Linked DNA regions of Homo sapiens: region 2 is linked to region 1. Evidence: chromatin contacts called from ENCODE Hi-C or POLR2A ChIA-PET data. All regions are on one chromosome and are shown on one strand. The core of a region is the stretch at or near the end of the contact, and the rest is flanking DNA. Distances in the headings are between cores, read along the strand shown. Region 1 holds the start of LINC01479 (long intergenic non-protein coding RNA 1479). Region 2 has its middle 62 kb from the start of LINC02421.

Evidence for each region. A loop is a pair of places that touch in the nucleus more often than their neighbours do. ChIA-PET counts read pairs that join two places held with the same protein, here RNA polymerase II (POLR2A). Pooled maps may share reads with other maps.
Region 2: a map of heart left ventricle shows a loop between it and region 1 (2.3-fold over the local background). The contact joins the enhancer-like site here to the promoter of LINC01479 in region 1. A Hi-C loop is called at or near these places in 10 of 168 maps with a recorded cell type or tissue (CD4-positive, alpha-beta memory T cell, Right ventricle myocardium inferior, chondrocyte and 4 more) and 10 of 50 pooled maps. POLR2A ChIA-PET finds 5 or more read pairs at or near these places in 2 of 52 experiments (OCI-LY7 and WTC11).

Annotation. Positions count from the first base shown.
Region 1 is chr12:67,927,278-67,932,834 of GRCh38, forward strand. LINC01479 (long intergenic non-protein coding RNA 1479) reads left to right here and starts at 1,958. Exons shown (of 3, transcript NR_120456.1): 1 at 1,958-2,110; 2 at 5,000-5,112.
Region 2 is chr12:67,788,661-67,794,171 of GRCh38, forward strand. No RefSeq gene overlaps it. Among named protein-coding and RNA genes, the nearest start is that of LINC02421, 62 kb to the left of the region's middle. Within about 2 kb of position 3,696, at least 2 of the 41 ENCODE cell types and tissues checked have a DNase peak (open chromatin) inside an H3K27ac peak, as active enhancers do.

The DNA.
Region 1 (5,557 bases), core at 708-3,207:
ATATTTGCTTTATATATTTTTAAAATATTACTCCTACTTCAGCTTATAACTAAAAGGACATTATAATTGCCTGTCATATTTTCCCACAGGCAGTAAACCAAGATGCCAAGTGAAGACTTCTCTATAGCATAGGGCAAAAATCCATGAGGCTAAATCCTGGTGTTCATAGTCTATGTTAATTTGAAAACCAAAAACCCATAAAACGGCATGTGGGGAGCTTCAAAAGAACTGCTGTCTTGGGAATTCTTACCAGCTTTGAAGACTTCGGGGAGGTGTGGTCTGTTTTTCCTTCTCTGGATTCTCCTCCCGGCCTCTAATCCAGAGCCTGTACATGTGGGTGAATTTGCACATGCACGCCTGCACACACACACCCACCAATGGTAAAAGCCTCTCTGGGATACTTTCAGGATCCTTGGAGTCAGGGCTCTATACAGGGCTATTTTAAAGTGTGATGGTTCACTGAAAAATGTTGTCAAACAGCAAAGTACCAATCTTTTTGAATCACTAGGTCATATTTTAGAGACTGTGAGTTCTACCCTTGCAGGAACGTGACTTTTTCACACTGTATTTTCTCAAATAGGAGAGAAGAGAATTCCAACCAGTGAGATGAGAATTGCACAAATCCTGCAGCCCATCTCTGCCACAGCTCAAAGTAAGCAACTTTTACTGCTGTATTCTTAAATAGTCCCAAGGATCAAATTATATCTCTGCTAAAACATTGTTAGGCCTAACTTCCTCACCAAGAATGTGGACTTTGGTCCGACTGCCAGGTTAAGAGGGCGTTTCTTGAAAACTTTTGTTTCTTTGTAGGCACAGTATGTGCTTATTAGATATAAAAGCTAATGGATTAACTAATTCCTTTAGCCTTTCCAAAATAGAGGTTTCATGGAACTATCTAGGCCCATAACAAATGTTTCTGTGATGAAACAAACTCAGGAAACTGTATATTTTCTTTTTCCCTTAAAGCTTCACAGAATGCATCATCTCATTAAAAGCTCCAGAAACCCTACAAAGAAGAAACCTTACCTGGTATCCCCCAAACTAAGATTGATAGATTTCCACTGGTTTGTAAAAGAGATTCTTATTCTGAGAAGTTCTCATGGCTCTTAAAAAGAAGTCACCTTCTCATTGTATAGACTTAGACACATAATTTGTACTTTTTTTTCAGATTGTTGGGTAAGTAATGACCCAGACCATTGAAGAAAATGAGGAAACTGTGCACACAGACTGATGTCTTATGTGACCAACATGCATATAAGAAATGGAAGCTTCCCCCTATCTTTCCAGAGTTCAAAAATCCTATTGCTGAATTCACCTCCAATTCCATGAAACAATATAAAAGATCCTCCATAAAGACCCCAGGTTATAATGTTTACAATTTATTTTGTACTCCTTTTCTCTGGTAATTGATGACTGCTATTATTAATGAAGACATTACAAGGAATAAAAGGGCTTGCCTGCCACTTCTCACCACAAAACCGTGTGGCATCAAACAGAATGAAATCCTTCTGACACTGACAGCTGGAGAAAACCTTGTCACCACAGTGACAGTGTCAAGTGTGGTGTGACATCTCTGTGTGTGTTTCTTTTGCACCTAATAACTTCGTTGCCAATACAGACCAAAATAATGAAAGAAAACCTGCTTTTGCCAGCCCAAAGGATTAACTGTACTGTTGAGAAAACTGCAGGAATATTTGACATGAGATCACAATTTTTAATTCTTTTCCCCCCAGGATTCTGCATGAAGTATTTTTCTATGAAGGATTTAAATAGAATTACTTTTCCTCACATTGGTCATGGAGAGAATTAAGACATTAACTGTTGATCCAATTTATACTGCCATTTGATCCCATAAGTGCTATACAGGACTCGGTTACTCATGGAAAATAGTTCCTGCCAGATCAAACACTCTCAGGGCCAAAGTCACAAGATTCTGACTTTACATGCTCTGTTCTGCCTCCTTTCATTTTGCCTCTTGGATTGTCATGAACTTCCTGAGCAAGAAGGCCATCCACCATGCAGTGTAATGTCTTGCTAAGAGAAATTAGTATTCAGTCTGCTCAGGTTCCAGCAAGGACTTTCTTCATGAAGATCTTCAAGTGGAATCAAGGTAGGAACTGTTATCCTTTTCAGTCCTTGTGCTATTCATTCACACCTTGGAACAAAAACAAAGCTGAACTCTTTAGAGGGGAAAATTGATACCGCATGGTTTCTGGTGTATCTGCAACTTTTGGCTCTGGTTTGGAAAAGGGTGTGTATGTGTCATGCACACATGTCTATTTCATCCTATCTGACAAATACCTTTGTGAATTGCTTTGTTGACTATTTGGGTGTTACTGCAGGTTACAAATTTCTAAGAGGGCTGGGAGACGTCTTTAAATCCCATAGGCATTGGATCATGTGTCCTCTAGTGGCCATGAACACTAGTTTTAGATGAAAGGTCTCATTTTCAGATAAGTATGAGGAATACTTTATTTTCAGCCCTCTCTTTTAAGAGGCATAAAATCTTTTAGTGCTGAAAACACTTGTACTACCTATAATAAAGAATTATGTTTAAGTCAGTGTGTTCCTAATTTGACTATGGAATTCAAACTTCTTGTAAGAGTCCACAGACCAGGTAAGACTTAAAGATTTGCCAACATTCAAAACCTCTGAAAAATAACCCATTACTTGGCAGCTAGGTGATCTCCCTCCTAATTTATCTGGCTCTATTTTCTTTTCTCTACCATCACCAATAGCATCTTTCTAATCCCTCACTCGGATCTTCTCATTCCTCCATTCATTAGAATACCAGTTCATTTCTTCAATAAACATGCCAAATAGGAGTGGCTCTAACAAGACGGGAAGTTTTTTCTGATGTGACAGTCTGTATATTTGCAGTCCAGGACTTGAATGGTGACAGCAAGAGGACAGAGGCTCCAGGTTCCTTTTGTTTTAGTGCTCTGCCATGTGTAGGGTGTTTCCCATCCAAATGTTCCAAGATGTCTTACCACTGTGTCTGTATTCCAGGCAATGGGAAGGAGGGAAGGTGAAGGGGAGAGAATTTTCCTTCCTTGCAAGAGCATCATCTGCAAGTTGTGTTTCTGCTCACACCCCATTGACAGAGCTTTATTGCTTGATCACAGCTAGCTGCAAACGAGGCTAGGAGATGTTTTAGTCAGTCTGGTAGCCTTTGTCACACTACAATTTCTATGTTAGAGGAGAGAGAGAGAGAACATATATTAGGGAATAGCTAACCATCTCTGCTACACCTATGACCTTCCATTTGTCTCTTACAATGAGTTTGTGAAGTTAGAATTTTTATCCCAAGTTTTCCACTGAGAAAAATAAAGCTCATAAACCTGAAATAATTTTAATATTGTCACCATGTTAAGAATGATTAAGGGTGTGAAGTTTTGTCTGCTTCCAAGCTAACAAGGGAGCCGCCACAATTGCATGGATTCTTGCAGAAGACACAGATTCCTGAGTCAGACACAGAGGACTTTATCACTCATGGCACAGCAAGCAGCATCAGCTCCAATATTCATGTAGGTTCTTCTTGTCCTCCAAATCCTATGGGGCATTAGGGGGTGGCCAAGGTAGATGCTGCAAACGCAGTCGGTTTGCACCAAAGGTGAAAAACCCCGAGCTTAGGAAACTACAAGCTTTTAAAGAGGCTATAAGGAAACCTGCCCAACTTTTTCCTTAGAAGGAAACCTTTTTTTTAGTATCCTAGTTAAGAAACAAATCTCTCTGCTTGAGAGAGGCACGCTACCTCTAACCTCCAAGAAGTTCACCATACAAATATTCTTGGAAGGCAGTCCCAAATAAAAGTCTCTTTGTTGACAAGGCTTGCAGAAACATGAGACACCCCTGGACATTTTTTTTCCCAACACACAGATAGTCTTGCTATCTTCATTACAATAAAGGTACTTCTTCAAGAAATCTCCCACTGACCATGCCTCCATCATCAGGGCAGTTCTCACTTTTTATTGTAATTGTTCACACCTCTGGATCTCCATATTGGAATATCAGTTCCTTGAAGGCAGGGGCTATGGCTTTGCTTTTATATCCCTAGCACCTAACACATTACTTGGAATATGGAACATGTTCAACAACTATTTTGAATGAAGTATATTAGAATAAGATTTACTTAAGGGATAGAACAAATCAGCAAGCATTACATGTTATTGAATCCACTTGAGGTTCTCTTTGTATGGATCCTAGGGTAGGTGGCTAATTTTTATGATTCAGGCCTCAAATACCACTCCCCTGACCACTGTATTTAAAACATCATTCTAGATAAGTCTAATGATAAGCACTTGTCACTACCTAATATTATTCTGCTTGTTTATTTAGGTATCTGACTCCCCTTCTAGAATAGAAACCCATGACTTCAAGGACTTGCCTATCTAGTTCATGACTATATTTCTATACTCTAAAATAGTGTCGGGCCTAAAATAGAAGTTTCATAGGTATTTTTGAATGAATAAGTGAATGAGTAAATTCAGCAAACATTCACTAAGTTTATACCATCTGCTAGGAACAAAATGTTTTACCATGTCACAGTGGCCCACAAAGAATACTGTTACTTTGGACAACTGAAACAATTCAATATCTGGGTTGAGTTGAGTGGCAGCATCACTTTTGTTGGGGCAGTGAGCTTCCATTCCTCACTACAGATATTCCACTGCTGGCTTGAGCTGGGTCCTGAACACTGTCCTTTCCTGGTCTTGCTGGCGAAGGCATCCTGTGCCAGCAGGCAGCTTCATTGCCTTCCTCTCCTCTCCGAGCCCCTACGTAGCCATCCTGCTTATCAGGTGCACACAGTTCTGGTCAGGTAGCCTCAGGGAGCCCATCTGATTGGCTCTGTGGGTCCCCACACCTCCAAGAACTCCATGCCTTTCATATGATGCTTAACCATTTGTTTATCCTCATTCTTACCTGGGCAGCAGGTAGCTATCAGACCCTCTCTCACCTTTCCTTTACTCTTCTTCCACCTCTACTTGATCTCCTGTAGCAGCCTTGCCCATGAAGTCATGCCTGTGGCTCCACTGAGAAATTCGATTAAGTATTCCAATACTGCTGTGAAACGAAGTGATCTGATTCCGGTGAGACAATTTATCTTGCAAGGTATATCAATACTCATTTTATTCATTATTTACCCATTTCCAAAAATGATGTGAAGTGGGAAAATGTCAATGTTGAACAACAAAAATAGTAAAATCCCTTTGGGGGGAAGATCATTATAATTTGTTTAAATGCTGACAAATATTGATATCAATGGTAAACGTAGAAGTGGGGCATGAGGGAAATTACCAGAGGGAAATGACTAGGATATTTTTCAAGCCATCATTGATTCAAAATGAATTATGAGAGTAGAGCTTTGCATGGAAAATTAAAGGCCTAATACTAAAAATAATTATTAAGCATTTTCTTACTTTTGTAGATGAAGAAGTTACCTCAGAGAAGTCAAATAATTTACCCAGAGTCACAAAATAAGCAAATGATGGAATATTCAAATCCAGGTCTTCTGACTCTACCTCTATCTGCCTTAGAGGTTTCTGAAGTATTGATA
Region 2 (5,511 bases), core at 2,446-4,945, 140 kb before region 1:
TGGTTAAGAGCACAACCTGTCTTGCTTCTCATCAGATTTAATCATCCATCTCTACTCTCATCTATCAATTCATCTGTTCCTCCTTCTTAGTTAATATAAATTATGGCTCTTTTGAAATAGCTAGTAATTGTGCAACTAGCTTAGAAAGTTGTAGCCCTCAAACCTAGATTGTCATCCTATAGTATAAGAAACTGCTTTGAGGCTAGAAGGAAAAAGGAAATTACAGTATTAAAACTCCACTAAGAAAAATGCCAAATTCTAGCCTATTATTTATTATGTGCTCTAATGCAGAACTCAGAACTTTTCCAGATGAGCATACATTTGATTAAACATAACTTCTGAATCCTCTAGTGGATTATTAGGGTGGTCTGGCTCTCTTTGAGAAGCAGTAATGGATTCCTATGTTATCACTTAGTGGAAGACATTTAAGAAATTTCAGCAGGTGATAAATGAAGCAAAAGTGATATTTAAATTGAGGGAAAGAATGAATGGCTCTTTCCAGATCTTATTTCTGGGGTCAATATGGTAAAAGCATTTAGAAATGTATGTATTTTTTTCTTATTTTTTTAAAATTTACATCTATAGAGAATGCTAACTAGCTAAACTTGAAAGATGATTCACTTTGTTTAATTTGGATTAAATAACCCTTCTAGCTGTATGTTTTTTCTAATTATAGGGTCCCATTTTACATAACCAATTTGAAGCATCTCTGATTCAGCTCTGAACTCTAGAGTTTGTGCTATTCTCTACTTTCTCCATTGTGGTTTTACTAGTTCACTCTAGTTTGACATTGAGAAATGGAATCAGTCCACTGGAACAACTTCCATTCTTACAGGAAACTCTGATGACACTCAGAGTGCTCTTCATTGGGTGCAATGGTGAAGAGTCTTAGCAGAACTCTTAGACTTATGTGTGGAAAAGTTTTAGCCATGTTACAGTGATGGCCAGAGATTTATTACCATTTCACTGATTTTAGGAAATATTGTCCTTTCATGGAAGACCCTGGAAATTCACGGGCTCTTTCTAGAATAATCTGAAGTTTTCTCTTTCTGTTGGCATTTTGCTTACTGAGGTCACAGCTAATTAGTAGCCTACTTAGAAGAGGAATTTCTTTTCTTCTCTGGCAGCCAGTAGAATCTCATTGGATTGTAGCTGATAAAACAATCTTCTCTTTAGTGATAGTCTGTATTCTAATTGTACTTATGAGGCCTGTAGGTTATGGTTAAAATTAAAACACAATAAATAGAATAAATTTAATACATTAGCAACTATGCAAAACAGCAGCCACAAGTGACATGGATTTGTTTCTGTGTCCTAAAACTCAGTAGTATATTAGTGCAACATAATTACAGTAATCCTATGATGTTCTGCCATACAATGGCATCTCCAACTATATGAGCTCCTTCTGTCACTAGGGTTTATTTCTAGCGCTTCTCATATTTCAGAGTAACAAAATAAAGGTATTTAGCAGTGTTTCCTCTGGGCTTGGATGCAGTGTTTTGTAAATTGATTTTCATCCATATTCATATCAGGGCTAAATCAGAGAAACAAGGAACTTGACTTTCTACTGGAGAAGAGCTAAATTGAGTATAAAGATTGAGCATTAATGTGTGTGTAGTCTTTTCTCTGACAAGTTAAGGGGGCTTTGGTAGACAGTAGGAATGATTTAACCTTGGCAGTGTCTTCTGTTCAGAGTGTAGCTTATTTGGAAGTAACAGGCTAGAGGACTTCAGCCTTATGGGTTTCTTAATGGAAGTCTTCTTTCTTGAATAGAGAATATTACAGTTTGTGGATAGAAGCTTCAAAAGGATATGAATCATGAAGGTTTAACTTACGGTAACGGGTGGGACTCTTATACCTAGTTTAGAATCAAAGAACTTGTAAAAAAAAATTGGCCTTCTTATGGGCTAATTATCTAGCTACAATTTCTACAGCATTTTTGAATGAGGTATGACTGACTCCTCTACAGATGACAATTTATCTTTGCACTGTCAGAAAGGCAGCCTGGTTTAGTAGTCGCATATCATCTATAAGACCTGTAGGCTTTTGTGAGATTAAGCTACTCATGACCTTCTAAATGTCGTCCCAGTCTCTGATCTATATCCATTGCTCTCCATCCCTTCCTCCTCACCCTCTCCTCCAGCACCCTGTGGATGTTCCCCCACTTCAGGAGTCTGGCTCTCAGAGGATTTTTTTACACTACCAGTGTGGCATGTGTAACATGACCTGGACATCCAGTCCATGACAGTAGTTTTTGGTCTTGCTCTATTATCAGCAAATATTTCTGAGCACTCATCACTAAAATATGTATTCTTATTTTTAAATTATGTAAGCATACTATATAGTACTGCATTTTATACATAAAACATATACAAATTTAAAATGATAAAAATTAAAAAACAATGTAACTGGAAAATCTATTATTTTATTCTGTGTACCAAAAGATCATCTTCCACATTTCCTGGAAAGTCTGCCCCTCACTTTGGAGAACCTGTACTGTAGTACTGGTAGTTATAATTGTGTCCTCTAACTAGATGTGCACTCTGTAAGGGTACGGAGTATGGTTAATTCAATTTTGTATCCATGAAAGTTATCATAGCATCTTGGACATTATAATAACTTAATGATCCCTATTTTGAATGAATTAACAATTTCTACCTCTGCATCTTTTTTTTTTCATTAGTGCTCCTCTCAAAAATATTTCTCCTTCCCTTCCTTTTCACCTGGCCAAAGTCTACCTGTCACCCAAGTCAAGGCCAGGTTTTTTTTTTTATTTCCTATGAATTTTTTCCTGTCACTCTAAATCTCATGTAATCTTTCTTCTCACCTATAGAAATTACTGACTCTGCTGTTCACTTAACATATCGCATTCATTGTCGGTGACAGATGACATTTTCTCCTTCACTTATGAAGCTTAGTTTGGCTGGATATGAAATTCTTGGTTGAAAATTCTTTTTTTTAAGAATGTTGAATATTGGCCCCCACTCTCATCTGGCTTGTAGGGTTTCTGCCGAGAGATCTGCTGTTAGTCTGATGGGCTTCCCTTTGTGGGTAACCCAACCTTTCTCTCTGGCTGCCCTTAAGATTTTTTCCTTCATTTCAACACTGGTGAATCTGACAATTAAATTGTGTCTTGGGATTGTTGTTTTTGAGGAGTATCTTTGTGGTACTCTCTGTATTTCCTGAATTTGAAAGTTGGCCTGCCTTGCTAGGTTGGGAAAGTTCTACTGGCTAATATCTTGAAGAGTGTTTTCTAACTTGGTTCCATTCTCCCCATCAATTTCAGGTACACCAATCAAACGTAGATTTGGTCTTTTCATTTGGTCTTTTCACATAGTCCAATATGTCTTGGAGGCTTTGTTCATTTCTTTTCACTCTTTTTTCTCTAATCTTGTCTCTGGCAGGTGTCTCCCAGTCAGGCTACAGGGGGTTCAGAGACCCACTTGAGGAGACTGTTATTGGAGCTCGAACACTGTGCTGGGAGAACCACTGCTCTCTGCACACCTGTCAGACAGGGATGTTTAAGTCTGCGGAAGTTGTCTGCTGCCTTTTGTTCAGCTATGCCCTGCCCACAGAGGTGGAGTCTAGTGAAGCAGTAGGCCTTGCTGAGCTGCCGTGGGCTCTGCCCCGTTTGAGCTTCCCGGCCACTTTGTTTACCTATTTAAGCCTCAGCAATGGTGAATGCCCCTCCCCCTGCCAGGCTGCAGCCTCGCAGGTTGATCTCAGACTGCTGCGCTAGCAGCGAGCAAGGCTCCGTAGGCGTGGGACCTGCCAAGCCAGGCACGGGAGGGAATCCCCTGGTCTACCGGTTGCTAAGACTGTGGGAAAAGCACAGTATTTGGTCAGCAGTGTTCCATTCCTCCAAGTACAGTTTGTCACAGCTTCCCTTGGCTAGGAAAGGGAAATCCCCTGACCCGTGTGCTTCCCCGGTGATGTGACGCCCCACCCTGCTTTGGCTCACCCTCCGCGGGCTGCATCCACTGTCCAACCAGTCCCAGTGAGATGAACCAGGTACTTCAGTTGGAAATGCAGAAATCACCTGTCTTCTGGGTCAATCACACTGGGAGCTGCAGACCGGAGCTGTTCCTATTCGGCCATCTTGGAAGCCACTCAGATGACATTTTCATGCTGGTATATATCTTCCCAGATACATTGCAAGCTCTTCTTTATTTCCTTATCTGTAACTCACTAGCTTCCTTTTGCTATATTTATTTAAAAGTCATTCTATAAATATTCATTGAACAGATGACAAAGCTATCAATTCACTCAGCTACCCTTTTGACTCAAAATTGTCGTAAGTGTGTTTGGCATTTTGTTTTCTCATAGATGTTTAAAAACAGCTGTTCTTCCTCCAGAGCTCCCCACTAGCTGTTATTTTCAATACTCAATTTGCAAAAAAATTTGCCATAAATTGAGGAAAAAAACTGGAGAACACAATGTAAAAAATAAGCCTCTTAAGCATGCGCATAGAATTATGGTTCTGCCATAACAGAATTAGTGGGTTTTAGATTCCTTGAGACACAATAATATGTATTTTAGACTATCCAGACATATCAAGCCAATGCTTTGGAAACTGACTAAAGAATTAATGTACCTGGTTTGTCTTAAAACAATTGGTTATAGATGCAAATCAAAACCACAATGAGATACCATGTCACACCAGTCAGAATTGCTATTACAAAAAAGTCAAAAAATAACAGATGCTGGGGAGGTTGTGGAGAGAAAGGAATGCTTATACATTGTTGGTGGTAGTGTAAATTAGTTCAGCCATTATAGAAAACAGTCCAAGGTTTCCTCAAAGACCTAAAAATAAAAATACCATTTCACCCAGCAATCCCTTTACTGGGTACATACCCAAAGGAATATAAATTGTTCTATTATAAAGACACATGAACATGTATGCTTGCTGCAGCACTGTTCACAATAGCAAAGATATGAAATCAGCCTAAATGCCCATCAATGGTAGAATGAGTAAAGAAAATCTGGTACATATGCACCATGGAATACTATACAACCATGAAAATGAATGAAATCATGTCCTTTGTAGGAATATGGATGGAGCTGGAGGCCATTATCCTTAGCAAAGTAATGTAAGAACAGAAAACCAAGTACTGCATGTTCTCATTTATAATGGGAGCTAAATGATGAGAACACATGGACACATAGAGGGAAACAGTACACACTGGGGCCCATCAGAGGGTGGAGGGTGGGAGGAGGAAGAGGATCAGGAAAAATAACTGTGGGTACTAGGCTTAATACCTGGGTAACAAAATAATCTGCACAACGAACCCCCATGACGCAAGTTTACCTATGAAACAAACATGCACATGTACTCTTGAACTTAAAATAAAAGTTAAATAGAAAAAAAAGAAATAAACAAGAGTTCTAGAGAAGGATGGTAGAGTTGATTGCACAACAATGTGAATGTACTTAATGTCACGGAACAACAAACCCCCATGTTTACCTATCAACAGACCTGCACATGTACCCCTGAACTTAAAACTTAAGAAA